2 separate regions of the Homo sapiens genome follow, and region 2 is linked to region 1. Evidence: chromatin loops called from intact Hi-C (ENCODE). Cell type or tissue: endothelial cell of umbilical vein. All regions are shown on one strand. Links, peaks and the distances in the headings refer to the core of each region. The heading gives the core; the rest is flanking DNA. Region 1 overlaps SLC8A1 (solute carrier family 8 member A1). Region 2 overlaps SLC8A1 (solute carrier family 8 member A1).

Region 1 (6,467 bases), core at 1,738-4,237:
TGTTAATAAAAGGATTACCTTATTTCAATCACTTGTCAGTTTCATGATCTATGTAGTTTGTAGCAAAGGGCTGTTCCTAGACTGGCCCTGTGGGCCATGGAAAACACCCATTTCTGTTCTTTTAGGGCTGTCATATTGTAGCATAGATATTTTTGTATTATTCACATGATTTTTAAAAATACAATTAAGGGAAAGGAAGCTATGTTCATTGTATTTCTTAAAAGAAGTTAGTTTATTAAGTCAGTCATTCCCATCCAGTTTTCCTGGTTGTACACAGTATTCACAGTTTTAACTTGACAACACAATATAAATTTAATTATGGTTATAGACTAACCACTTTTGCTTAATTACAGGGAGTGTGCTTTCCAGATGAAGCCATATCTGAATTTGAAATACATCAATATATGGTAGATGTTTCTTCTTTCAGTGCTTCTTCATATTTTGATATTCTAGGAAATTAGAAAAATATATGAGCACATTGCTAAACTTTATGGGCATACATCTATTTGCTTTGTCTTTACATTATTTAAATTTCTAAAATGATAGAAAAGAAAGCCAGTTGTAGTATGATAATTGTAGGAAAATAATATACGGATATTGTATATCTATATCATATCCATATCCAAAACTATTTCCCTATATCTATTTATCTTAGCAGGAAATTCATTTGGGATTCACAATATGACTGTTTACAAAATGGGAGCACTAATGACCTCTTTGGAGAATGAGATCCATGAGTTGATATCAGTAGAGTTTTTGGCTTTTTGGCTAAAGCAGGGATGACCGAATTTACTGAAGGCCTTGGTACAGGTTAGGGGGAAGACAAGGACAGTGGTAGGTGACATGAAGCCTACTGCTGCCCCCTCACCCCCTAAAGGCTGAGGGACTAGTTTTAGGCTGAGAATGAGAGCAGTATGGCCGAGGGACTGGCTCAACAGTTCTTCTTTAATATATTTATTTTAAATGTCCCAGATGCAAATTAGATTTCTCTTTGCTTTGCTATTATGGTATTGCCTGCCTGAAAATAGCACGTCATTTGATCAATGATCTGATAATTTTGCCATTAGTGCGTAACCCTCAACTTTGGTTATTCATATTTATGGCTGAAAAAAATGTTTTCAGGACATTTTAAGGGCATGATTCCTGCCCTTTTAGTGCATTGCAGGACATACCCTTCTTCCTTCTCCAGGGTAGAATCACAGATAATGATTTTATTACTGGTACCAATAAAATAAGCTTTTAAGAATTTTAATGCACATATATATTATCCAAATTGTATTAATACATTTCATTTTCTAGTGTGATTTCAAAAATATGCATTGGCTGTAAAAAATATTGTCATTGTCCAGATATATGGCCTTAAACTACACTTAAGTCATGTCTATATAAAACTGAAATGGTTATGCCTTTGGTATTAAATCGTTGAGTATTTGACTGGGCTAAAAGTCATCAAAAGCCTAATACAATATTCAGTACATGGTACTTTTTCTTTCCTCCATTGATAACATCACATTGGACTGGAATGCAGAGAAAATCACTAACTTCTCTAAACCTCATTTTATTTACTTCAGAAACAAGGCAGGTGGATAGTCTCTAAGGCTCCTTTTAGCTAATTCTAACACTTATGTTTCTATAGATATGTTGATGATGTTGCAACAAAATGGATATACATGATAATGCATATTGATTGTTTTTTTGTTGTTGTTGTTTTTGAGATGGAGTTTCTCTCTTGTTGCCCAGGCTGAATGCAATGGTGCCATCTCGGCTCACTGCAACCTCTGTCACCCAGGTTCAAGTGATTCGCCTGCCTCAGCCTCCCAAGTAGCTGAGATTACAGGTGTGCACCACCATGTCCGGCTAATTTTGTATTTTTAGTACAAACAGGGTTTCACCATGTTGGTCCGGCTGGTCTCAAACCCCTGACCTCAAGAGATCCACCCGCCTTAGCTCCCAAAGTGCTGGGATTACTGGCGTGAGCTACTGCGCCCAGCCCATATTGATATTTTTTGTGTGATGATTACTGACTCCAAACTAATAGGGGACAAGTGATGGTATGCTACAATAATGATAAGGAGACTCTTAAAATTGAAATTGTTTTATTTATTCTTGTTTATACTATTAAGAAGATATGAGAGTTAGAAAAATATATATATTTTCTACCACAAAGTAGAATAAGCTCAATGGGATACCTAGGTCTTGAATAAAATGAATAGAATTCAGATTTTTCCCCAATAACATTGGTTACCTCAACATTCTTATGCTAGCTTGGGAATAAAAGACACTTTTTTCTTTTTTTTTTTCTTTTCTTTTTTTTTTTTTTTTGAGACGGAGTCTCGCTCTCTTGCCCAGGCTGGAGTGCAGTGGTGCGATCTCGGCCCACTGCAACCTCCACCTCCCGGGTTCAAGGGATTCTCCTGCCTCAACCTCCCGAGTAACTGGGACTACAGGCACATGCCACCACACCTGGCAAATTTTTCGTATTTTTAGTAGAGACGAAGTTTCACCGTGTTAGCCAGGATGGTCTCGATCTCCTGACGTCGTGATCCGCCCGCCTTGGCCTCCCAAAGTGCTGGGATTATAGGCGTGAGCCACCGCACCCGGCCTAAAAGACAGTTTTAACTGAGTGCAACAAGTATTTTCGTTAAGAGATTTTTTTTCGTAATTTACCATTCTGCTGAATCAATTTTTAATCCAGTTGGAAGCTCTAAAATTCTAACATAATTCAGAAGCATTAAAAAAGAAGACTAAGGAAGAGAAAGCTACATTTTTATTTCAGCTTGTATTGCATTGTGCAGAAAGGAAAATAGTCTAGCTAATTTACTTTTCCTATGAAAAACCTTAGGAGGTCCAGAGGGCATCTTTTAAGCATTTTGTGCTCCACCATGCCATTTGGGTCAAAAGGATTTATTTAAAATATATTGGTTTGTTTATCTGATAACACATAACTCTGGAAAAGCTAATCAATCTACTTTATTCACGGAAATATTAAAATGATTCAGCTGGATGGTTAATTTTGGTAGTCAGGGATTATAAACTCACTTCACAGGATTTTTAAACAGGTTTGACATTCCTTTCCCATAAGAAAGCCTGTATATATTTGACCTTTGGATTTCAGCCAACCCTGTCATTTATTTTCTGCAGCTTGGTAGAGAATTATGTTCCTAAGCCATTTTTGGCTCACCAGCCTTTTTTCTCCCTGGCGTCACTACTTAGTACTAGAGCACAAGGTCAGAATAAGGAAGTTGAGGGAAGACTGGAGTTCTTTCATTAAAATGAACTCACGGGATAAAGATACATAAGTAAGGGGAAACACCGCCCCCCGCCCCCGTCCTCCCCCCACACACATGTTGCAGAAAGAGGATATCATTTGACTGTTTGAATTGAATTATGTAGTGAAGTAAAGGGTAAATCCAGAGTCAGGACTTGCAGTCTCAAAGTTCAAAGCCACTTAATGAAAAACAGAGCTCTTCACCATCCTCAAAAAGCATTTTCTAAACAGCCAATTGCATGTGGTGCTGTAAAGGGAATTACGTAGACCTAGCCTGTGACATTTAGAAAGGCATTCAAAGTTTAGAAATAAAATACTTACGGTGTTGCCAAGTCACTACACAAGCCTTTTAGTAAATCTCTGTTTAGAAAACTCACTGCCAGGCACTATGGCTGATGCCTATAGTCCCAACACTTAGGGAGGCTGAGGTGGGAGGATCACTTGAGCCAAGGAGTTTGAGGTTACAGTGAACTGTGATCACACCACTGCACTCCAGACAGTGCGATCATAGCTCACTGTAACCTCAAACTGTCTGAAAATAAATAAATACATGGAGAGAAAAATTATCATAGACGAAAATATTTAGAAAAGCCATCCTAGGCCGGTCACGGTGGCTCACGCCTGTAATCCCAGCACTTTGGGAGGCCAAGGCTGATGGATCACCTGAGGTCAGGAGTTCAAAACCAGCCTGGCCAACTGGCAAAACCCTGTCTCTACTAAAAATACAAAAATTAGATGGGCACAGTGGTGGCCGCCTGTAATCCCAGCTACTCGGTAGGCTAAGGCAGGAGAATCGCTTGAACCCGGGAGGCAGAGGTTGCAGTGAGCCGAGATCGCACCATTGCACCCTAGCCTGGGCGACAGAGCGAGACTCCGTCTCAAAAAAAAAATAAACATAAAATAAAATAAATAAATAAAAAGCCACCCTAATGAAAAATAATTGATGAGTTTTAGTACAAAACTCATCCTATTTTATGCAGTTAACTCACATAAAATTTTGCTAATATAAAGGGCACTTTTTTATTCTCCCGGGAGTGTTCTTTACTGTAGGGTTGCATATACATTAAAGTGGGTCATAGAAGTGAATACAGACAAGTACCAAATATAGTAGGCATTATGTGTGTGTGTTTTATGATTCTATGAATATTCTATGAATATTCTGTAGAAAATGAAGTTAAAAGCATTGGTTAGACTTTTCACTTTCTAGCCTCTCACTAGTGGTAATAAATAATGACAATAGTAATGATAAGACACATTTATTGATAATGTATTATGTGCCAGACACTAAGCTTAGCACACTATATGGCAATTACTGAATTATCTCAATAAATTCTTATAACAATCTCATACCATAGATAATATCACCCTCATTTTCCTAGGTAGGAATCAGAGGCTTAGAGCCAAGATTTGAACCCTTGTCTGCAGGCCTGCAAAGCTGATGCTCCTAGCATCTACGTGTACTCCTCAAAACCTATCATAAGATTTTATTTCATTTGGAAGAAAGAAAGTATTTATTGTCTTTTGAGACGTTTTTATTCATTCAATTTTGTATGTGGCTCTGGTTTGCAGGTAACTCGATTGTATTAGATTAGATATTTATCTGTAGTTACAAGCAAGTTATATTTAGCAAATGCCGTAGATTCCAGAGGCAGTAAATCTTGCCATTTGTCATTTTTCCAGAATGCCTCAATTTACTTGATTAATCATGATCAGTCAATTATTTAGCAGTCTGTGCAAAAAGAGAATATATTTTAACTTTATTTTTCCTTTATGAGCTGGTAATTGGTAAAATGAAGAGAATTTCCACATTTACCTTTGCAACTATAAGCAACTAGTAGTATATTTATTTTGTATATAGACAATTACCTCTCTTTATAATAGTAATTTATTGATGGGTGTGTGTGTGTCCCTGCTTGGAATAATGGACTGATGTGTAAATTCAGGGAAAACATCAGAAATGACTAATTAGAAAACATAAAGGAATACTACTCTTGTATTTCCAGTTTTCTACTTTATTTTAATATACCAAATGTAGTCAGCCTTAGACATTGCCTTTATTATTCACTGGTTGGTTTTGTTCTTTTCTTACGTTTAGTCCAACAACACACATAGTTTTCAAAGAGGTAAAACTAAATTTTATGGGAATTCAGCTTAAAGAATGGCAGGAAGGACTGGCCTTGATGACACATGACCATTTATCCTCATCATTTTAATGTGTTTCCTTTAATAGTCTCACTTCAGACAAAAACATATACTATCATCCTGCCTCTACTATGCAAATGGAAAAATATGGTACCTTCTAATGATCAGAAGTTAGAACGGGTCTTGGGAATAACCATTAGTCCTAATAAATAGCGTAGGATAGTCCATTCAAAAATATTATTTAAAATTCATTTTTATTAAGATATGCATCTAGCATCTACTTTTTGAAAAGTTTTAAGCTCCACACCCGTTTTTAGTTAGAAACATTAGTTTATGCTTCTGAAGTTTCAGCTCCTGCTCTTTAAATAGCTTGGCTGTCTTGTTTTTCCCCCCCTTTTTATTACATAGTACTTTCCCAGGGTAAGTGATAAATAAAGCTGGAGGGTTGGTCATAAATTCCCTTCCTCTCTTTCCCCTCTATCCTACCTCAGGTTATTTTTATGCTAGGATCTGTGACAGCGTGCCAGGACTCCAGTCAGCATCACATGCAGTGGGATGGGATTGAGGAATACTTGCAACCTGGGAGTCTTCCCTGCTTAAAGCTCTCACTTTAAACCTAAGCAAGGGCCTGGGATGGGAGCAAGAGCCTAAAACAAGAACTTGAATGTGCAGCACCCTATCCTTGCTAAGGGACTCGTCATGACAAGTGATGAGAATTCTTGGCCTGGTTTTGAAGATACGTCATAGGGCTGATTGGAAAGAAAAATCATTAGTAACTTAAATCCTTTTCTCTTTCCATCTCTTATTCTTCCTCACATCTGTGAATGAGGATTCTGTTGAACATCTTAAATACTTTCAGGTTTAGCAAGAGATCTTCCAATAGCCATTTAACAAACAGCAAGAGGAAGTTCAGCCCTTGGCCAAAGAGATTAAAAAATTTAAACACACTTGGATGTATTGAATTTATTAACTTGGCCTCCAGAAAGGGAACATTGTAGTTGCACAGGCAGCAAGAAAATTAACCATTCAGTGCTGTAAAATACAGGAAGTTAATAGT
Region 2 (6,467 bases), core at 1,578-4,077, 70 kb before region 1:
AGTATGTTCCCCTGACACTTTTCCCCTTCTGCCTTGTGAGGACTGCTTCATTTACATCATTGTCTCCAATCCTCTGTTGAAATGAATTACATCCTATGGGGCTGGGGAGGGGGAGTAGCATGGACCTGCTCAGTGGTTCAGTAAATTACAGAATTTTCGTGGGATTATAAATCCACTTCTGGATACAAGTATTTGACAAATAGAAATAATTGCTATTACCCACAAGCTTTCATGGGCTTTGAAAAGAAAGGAAAATTAGTCTTTGTCAATTGCTTGTATGTAGCTTGTCTATAAAACAAAAAAATCACTGTGGCACCCTACTTTTCAGCATTCATTTGAACAGCAATGGGGGCCTTTTTGGACAGCCTGTTTAACTGCTCAACAACTAGCTTTCTGGTTAATTATGCATTTCAAGCTAGGAAGCAACGCACTCGTGCCAACTTGAAACTGCCGAAATGCTCTAGTTTTACTTTCAGATCATGAAAATGCGAGAAATGGCACCCTAAGTCAGACCAATGGTCTTTAGAGCCCATATTCTCTCTCTTAATAAATACAGCACATGGAAGACCAGTGAGAAAATGATGATTCATTAGTTTAATTAAATATTTCTTGGATTTCTTTCCTCAACATGCACAAACTCTTGGGATATTGAATTTTACATATTTGATAGCTGTTGCATAAAACCATATATTTAAATGTGTTCTTTTCAAATTACCATATCTATTGCAAAAAATGTATTGTCATAATTACTGAAGGCATCAGCAAAATTGTTGCATTACAGAGGAAATGTAGAATGGTTCTTAGTGTTTGCAACTGAGAATAAAAATGTTAATAGTCCAAAGTTTGACCATCATAGGCATACACAACTAAAGAAAAAAAGATATGTTGTCAGATTTGTGTACAAAGAAGCCTTTCTTCCATTAAAGTTGGACAAGTGTAAAAGCTATAGAGAATTATGCTAGGCTGGGTGCAGTGGCTGAAGCCTGTAATCCTCAGTACTTTGGAGGCTGAGGTAGAGGATCACTTGAGCCCAGAATCTCAAAACCAACCTGGTCAACATAGTGAGACCATATGTCTTAAAAAAAAATGCTGAAATTCATGGATTTGCTTTATCTTGATAGTCTAAGGTTAATATTCTCTATTAGATACCAGTGTATCTGCAAATCCATGATAAACCTAAGTTAATGAAAAGTTACATTTTGAAATAATCAAATGAAATAGTGACAACTAATATTCAGAAAAAAAGCTTTTTACTTATTTCCTTTAGGGTACATATGGCACTGTCAGGAGTTTATTTTTGCTTCATAGCTGTATTTTTGTGCTCTTGCCTTCGGAGACAATGCTATTATTATTCATTATTAGTTACACATATTTTGGATGCCAAAATGCTTTCTATGAATAGGTTCTGTACCTTATGAATCTTGCACAATAAATGTTCTTCAGCTAGTCTAAAGCTCATGTTGAAATTCAAGTTAGCTGAGTATTAATAGAGGAATGACAGAGGGAAGAAATTATAACTGCAAGGTCTTCCAGACTACTGACAAGGCTGCCTGGAATATTTAATGAGTCAGATGGTCCATGACTTGACTGTTTCAGAATTATAGGGTTCTACTGAATTTACTCCTGCAGGGAAAGTGTGGGCAAATACCTAAGCTCTCCCATTGTGGTCAGTAGTGTCTTTTTTGGTACGCATAAAGACATTAGCTCCTGTTGTGTAGAAAGAGGGTGGCGGATGGGGAATGGGGAATAGAGGCTGGGACTCTTGAAACAGGAGCCATTGAGAAAGCTCCCTGGATTGTTTACATTGATAACCTGCTAACCATGAAACGAGAGCATTTCCTCCTTAAGTAATTAAGAGTTTATTTCTTCTTAATGCCTGGGTTTAATGGGAGAATTTTTGCTTTGCAAAAGGTTTGCTTTTGAATAAGGTGAATTGACATGCTGTACTGAATAATGCCAAATTGCTTGGTATTTTTAAGCTTGCCTTTTTAATGTTTCATATTCAATGAGGATTAACTTTAAATACCAATTTAATCTAAATTTAAATTCCAAAATTGTTTCATGTGGTGTTCGTTATGTGTATTGTGCATATAGCCTACATCTTATACATTTGAGTGTCATTTGTATGTAAGTGTCATTATGGAAGGCACAAATGTCTAATTAGGGGAAAAATTTGTGGCTTTAATTTTCGTTAACTGTGGATCAGCTCTGGAACAGTAAGTCACAAATAAAAAATCAAATGGCACAATTGTGTTGGTAGCTAATAGCAATGACTTTCATCTGAGAGAGACAGTTTACTGAGCACAAAGTTAAAGGAGTAGGTGATGATGGTCTAGTCAAGTTGAGTAGTTGAATGATGACTACAGACACTTGCAAGCTTTCCTTTTACTTTCCTGTGATGGAAAACAAGATTGGGTGGAAACTCTGCAGAAAGACGTGGTGAAGAGTTTTTCTTTTGCACTGGAAAAGATGATGGCCATAATTAGGGAAAATGTGGCGATTAATCCAGGCCATGACAGAAAATCAAAGGAAATTTGAAGTTCTGTTTATCACCTATGTTTCAATCAATAAAAGCCTACAGTTGTGTTACTGGAAAGGGGTCCTAATCCAGACCCCAAGAGAGGGTTCTTGGACCTTGTGCAAGAAAGAATTCGGGGCAAATACATAAAGTGAAAGCAAGTTTATTAAGAAAGTAAAGGAATAAAAGAATGGCTACTCTCTACTCAGAGCAGCAGCATGGGCTGCTCAACTGATTATACTTACAGTTACTTCTTAATCATATGCCAAGGGGTGAATTATTCCTGAGTTTTTGGCAAAGGGGTGGGCAATTCTTGGAACTGAGGGTTCTCCCTGTTTAGACCATACATGTTAACTTCCTGATGTTGCCATGGCATTTGTAAACTGTCATGGTGCTGGTGGGAGTGTCTTTTAGCATGCCAATACATTATAATTAGCATATAATCAGCAGTGAGGAAGACCAGAAGTCACTTTCGCCACCATCTTGGTTTTGGTGGGTTTTGACCAGCTTCTTTACCACATCCTTTCACCAGCAAGGCCTTTGACCTGTATCGCGTCCTGTGACTAAGAATGCCTCACCACTTGAGAATGCAGCTCTGTAGGTCTCAGCCTTACTTTACCCAGCCCTTATTCATGGATGGAGTTGCTCTGCTTCAAATGCCTCTGACAATTATACACTTAAAGTTAGAAAATTAGATATGGGGCAATCTGTATATGTATTTTTTAGTACCCAATTACAGTTTTTTATGTGTACTAACTTCTGTACTTAGACACATGACCCATAAAGTCAAGAAAGAATCATTAAGAGCCTTTACTCATTTTAATGAATTAACCTCATAACCACACACCCAAAATGTAAGATCAATATATAAAAGTAAGTATAGATAGTTCCCCATAAACTTGGGATATAGTATTCAGTTAGCAAAATCTTACACTAAATGTAAATAGAATCTGCTTTGGTTTCATGACTTTGGGGAACTTTTTTTTTTTTTTCACTTAATGTGACAAAAAATACATATTAAGAACTCACAAAGCTTTCTTTTCTTTCTTTTTTTTTTTTTTTTTTTTTTTGACTGGCCTATTAATTCAAAACTAGTTTCCTTACTATGCAAGGAGCTTTACTAGGCAGTAAAATGAATACAAAGTTAAATTTAGTATGGGAGAAGAAATGTTTGTAAATATCTGTAATACAAAGAATCATGTTAAAAAAAATAGCATAGAAGAAAAACAGGTAACATGGAGATTTAGACCTTGAAAGGTTTGGGCAACATTCTAACAGTCCAAGTTGGGTAAAGAAGTTTAAGGGGAAGAAATAGTATGAACAAATACATAGAGGCAGGAAAACTTGTAGCGTGTTTGAAGAATGGTACAAGTACAGTTTCTCCGAAGTGTAGGGTTCTGAAAGTAGATGGTGTTTGGAAGATAACACTGCAAAGTGCAGGCATGCCACAGAGAAATGTCTTAGATGTAGTAGAAAGAACAGACCCATATAAGAAGACTTGCAATCAGGTTTTTCCCTTATTTCTGGGTGATGATTTCTGCAACTGGAAAATAGTAATAAATGTGCCCACCTCACAGTGACCTATGATGGTGTCTGTGTTTTCTAAACTGTAAAACACCATGCAAATACAAGATACAGATGTCCTCCTCCTCGTGGCACCAAAATTCTGTGTGGCTTCCTTTTTCTCCTCCTCTCTCCCAAGTTTTTCAAATGTGGCTTTTCCCACTGAGTTTACTGCTCCCTGCCCATTTCCTGCCTTTGCTTATTACACGGAGAACTGGCTCTCTGGGCAGTGCTCCCTATGCCAGTTGGCAGACAAAGTCCTTAGAAGGCAGATGCTCCAATTCTGACATCATCACCAAAATCTCTTCTAGTTTTCTGAGAAGAGCCCTCTCCTACCCCCATCTTGCAAGGGAACTGGTACCTTTCTTTCCGTGGCTCTCTGTCCCTCCCACCTCATTTTCCCTCTGAAGGAGGTAGTTCATTCCCCACTGAGTTTGCCAGCAGGAACACCCTCTCATTTCCTCCCTGTCTGCCTGCTTCTCCTTCTCCCCTTTCCTCCTCATGTGATCCATGAAAGTTTTACAAAGGACTTTGACTCAGGCCAAGAGAAAACAAAAGATTAGAAAAGAAGAGTCTAGTGAATGCATGGTTTGATTTGAAATACATTTGCCACGTTGCCAGGAACATTTTGACTACACAGCTTCTAGTTCCTTTGTGAATTCTCAGATAGCCCAGTCTGACTCCTTTTCTTTTTCTTTCCTGGGTGAGTCTTCCCTTCAATTATGTACCCTCATCTTTCGGTTCTAGGATCTTTTGGTTCTAGGATAGGTTAATGGAAATAAATGTAGTGATGAATGATACAAGTTGTTACGTAGCAGGACAAGCCGCAGACAAAACTCCTCAGACACCAAGTTAAAGAAGGAAGGGGTTTATTCGGCCGGGGGCATCGGCAAGACTCCTGTCTCAAGAGCCGAGCTCACCGAGTGAGCAATTCCTGTCCCTTTTAAGGGCTCACAACTCTAAGGGGGTGCACGCGAGAGGGTCGTGATCGATTGAGCAAGCAGCGGGTACGTGACTGGGGGCTGCATGCACTGTTAATTAGATCAGAACAAAACAGGATAGGGATTTTCACAGTGCTTTTCTATACAATGTCTGTAATCTATAGGTAAAATAACCGATTAGGTCAGGGGTCGATCTTTAACGACCAGGCCCAGGGTGTGGCGCCGGGCGGTCTGCTTGTGGATTTCATTTCTGCCTTTTAGTTTTTACTTTTTCTTTCTTTGGAGGCAGGAATTGGGCATAAGGCAATATGAGGGGTGGTCCCCTCCCTTAGTTAATTGGCTAAGGAATTTAGAAAGATGGTGGTTTTCATTATGTCAGTTTCAGCAACTTAAGATGGTTTCACTTATTCATCAGTGACTTTTTTTCCCCCAAATGTCCTTGGTAAAAATGACAGGGGCTATTTACTTAATATTAGTATTTCCCACAGCATAGCATTTTTGGTAACATAACAATTTAAGGCCCCTAGGGAGCATTTAGATGGTTTTTCATTCTGGTAAGAGTTAGATTAAAAATTGCAGTCTTTTTATTTTTTGGATCTAGACCTCTAGAGACGAGACCATTCCAGACCTGCATAAAATTCCTTCAGCCAACTTCTCCTTCAAGGATTTTGAGAAGGTCATCCTAAGAGCCTAGCCTAAGCTGCAGCAAGGTTGCAGTGGCCATAATCTACCTGGCGTGTTGTTTCTGTTGATTTTTCCCCAAACTTCTCTGATCCTAGTGTGGGGTATGTGAAAAAGGGGAGACGAGGGGTAGGGGAGACGAGGGGTAGAGGAGGCCCTCACAAAACAGTGTCAGTGAATCTCGTATTTGGTTTTCCGAAGGCATGTTGCTAGCTGCAGATTGCTGTCTAGATTTCTTGCTGGGAAGCTTAATCTAATAAAAAATCTTTCAACATTTCTGCAGTTCTGTTCTAAATCAGTGGGAATCAGGTGATACTTTGGCTGTTTTACCTGTTCTTTCCTCTTATATGACCATGAAAATGTTAAAATAATAGGTACTCCTGACTGATGAATCTCTGACAGATGCTTTCTCATTTGGGTCCCTGGGCTGTTTGTGACTTTACATTCCTTATTTCATTTTTAAAAGTCATTTTTCAAAATGTTTTGTCAAATATATAGATGATAGATAAATAGAGAGATAGAGTCTGTTTCTTGATAAGCCACACTGACAAATTTTGCAAACATCAGAATCTGTTGCTTCTTCCTAGGCCAAGGGAAGTGTGTCATTTATCAATCAAACTGGGTAGTAGCAGTTGAAGAAGAGCTGTAACTGTCATCCTAGCATAGTTTATAACAGCAGAAGATTCAAAACAAGCTAAATATCAATATGGGGATGGTTATGAAAATCACAAGGAAATACTATACAGCCATTTTAAAAGAATGTT

The links. A loop is a pair of places that touch in the nucleus more often than their neighbours do. Peaks named below come from ENCODE experiments on the same cell type or tissue, not always from the same donor. Only the 100,000 strongest peaks of a DNase experiment are listed, where the experiment ranks them.
Region 2: a loop joins it to region 1, with 7 times the contacts of the local background. A loop is called at or near these places in 1 of 110 quality-filtered maps.

What each region holds. Positions count from the first base shown.
Region 1 is chr2:40,329,293-40,335,759 of GRCh38, reverse strand. The region is part of intron 2 of SLC8A1 (solute carrier family 8 member A1); the gene reads left to right. Among named protein-coding and RNA genes, the nearest start is that of SLC8A1, 120 kb to the left of the region's middle. In endothelial cell of umbilical vein, for the core only: no CTCF peak of the experiment used is centred there; a DNase peak (open chromatin) is centred at 3,159; H3K27ac peaks cover 267 bases.
Region 2 is chr2:40,398,689-40,405,155 of GRCh38, reverse strand. The region is part of intron 2 of SLC8A1 (solute carrier family 8 member A1); the gene reads left to right. It also overlaps the pseudogene LOC124905995. Among named protein-coding and RNA genes, the nearest start is that of SLC8A1, 50 kb to the left of the region's middle. RefSeq lists an enhancer at 2,933-3,227. In endothelial cell of umbilical vein, for the core only: no CTCF peak of the experiment used is centred there; a DNase peak (open chromatin) is centred at 3,085; H3K27ac peaks cover 1,512 bases.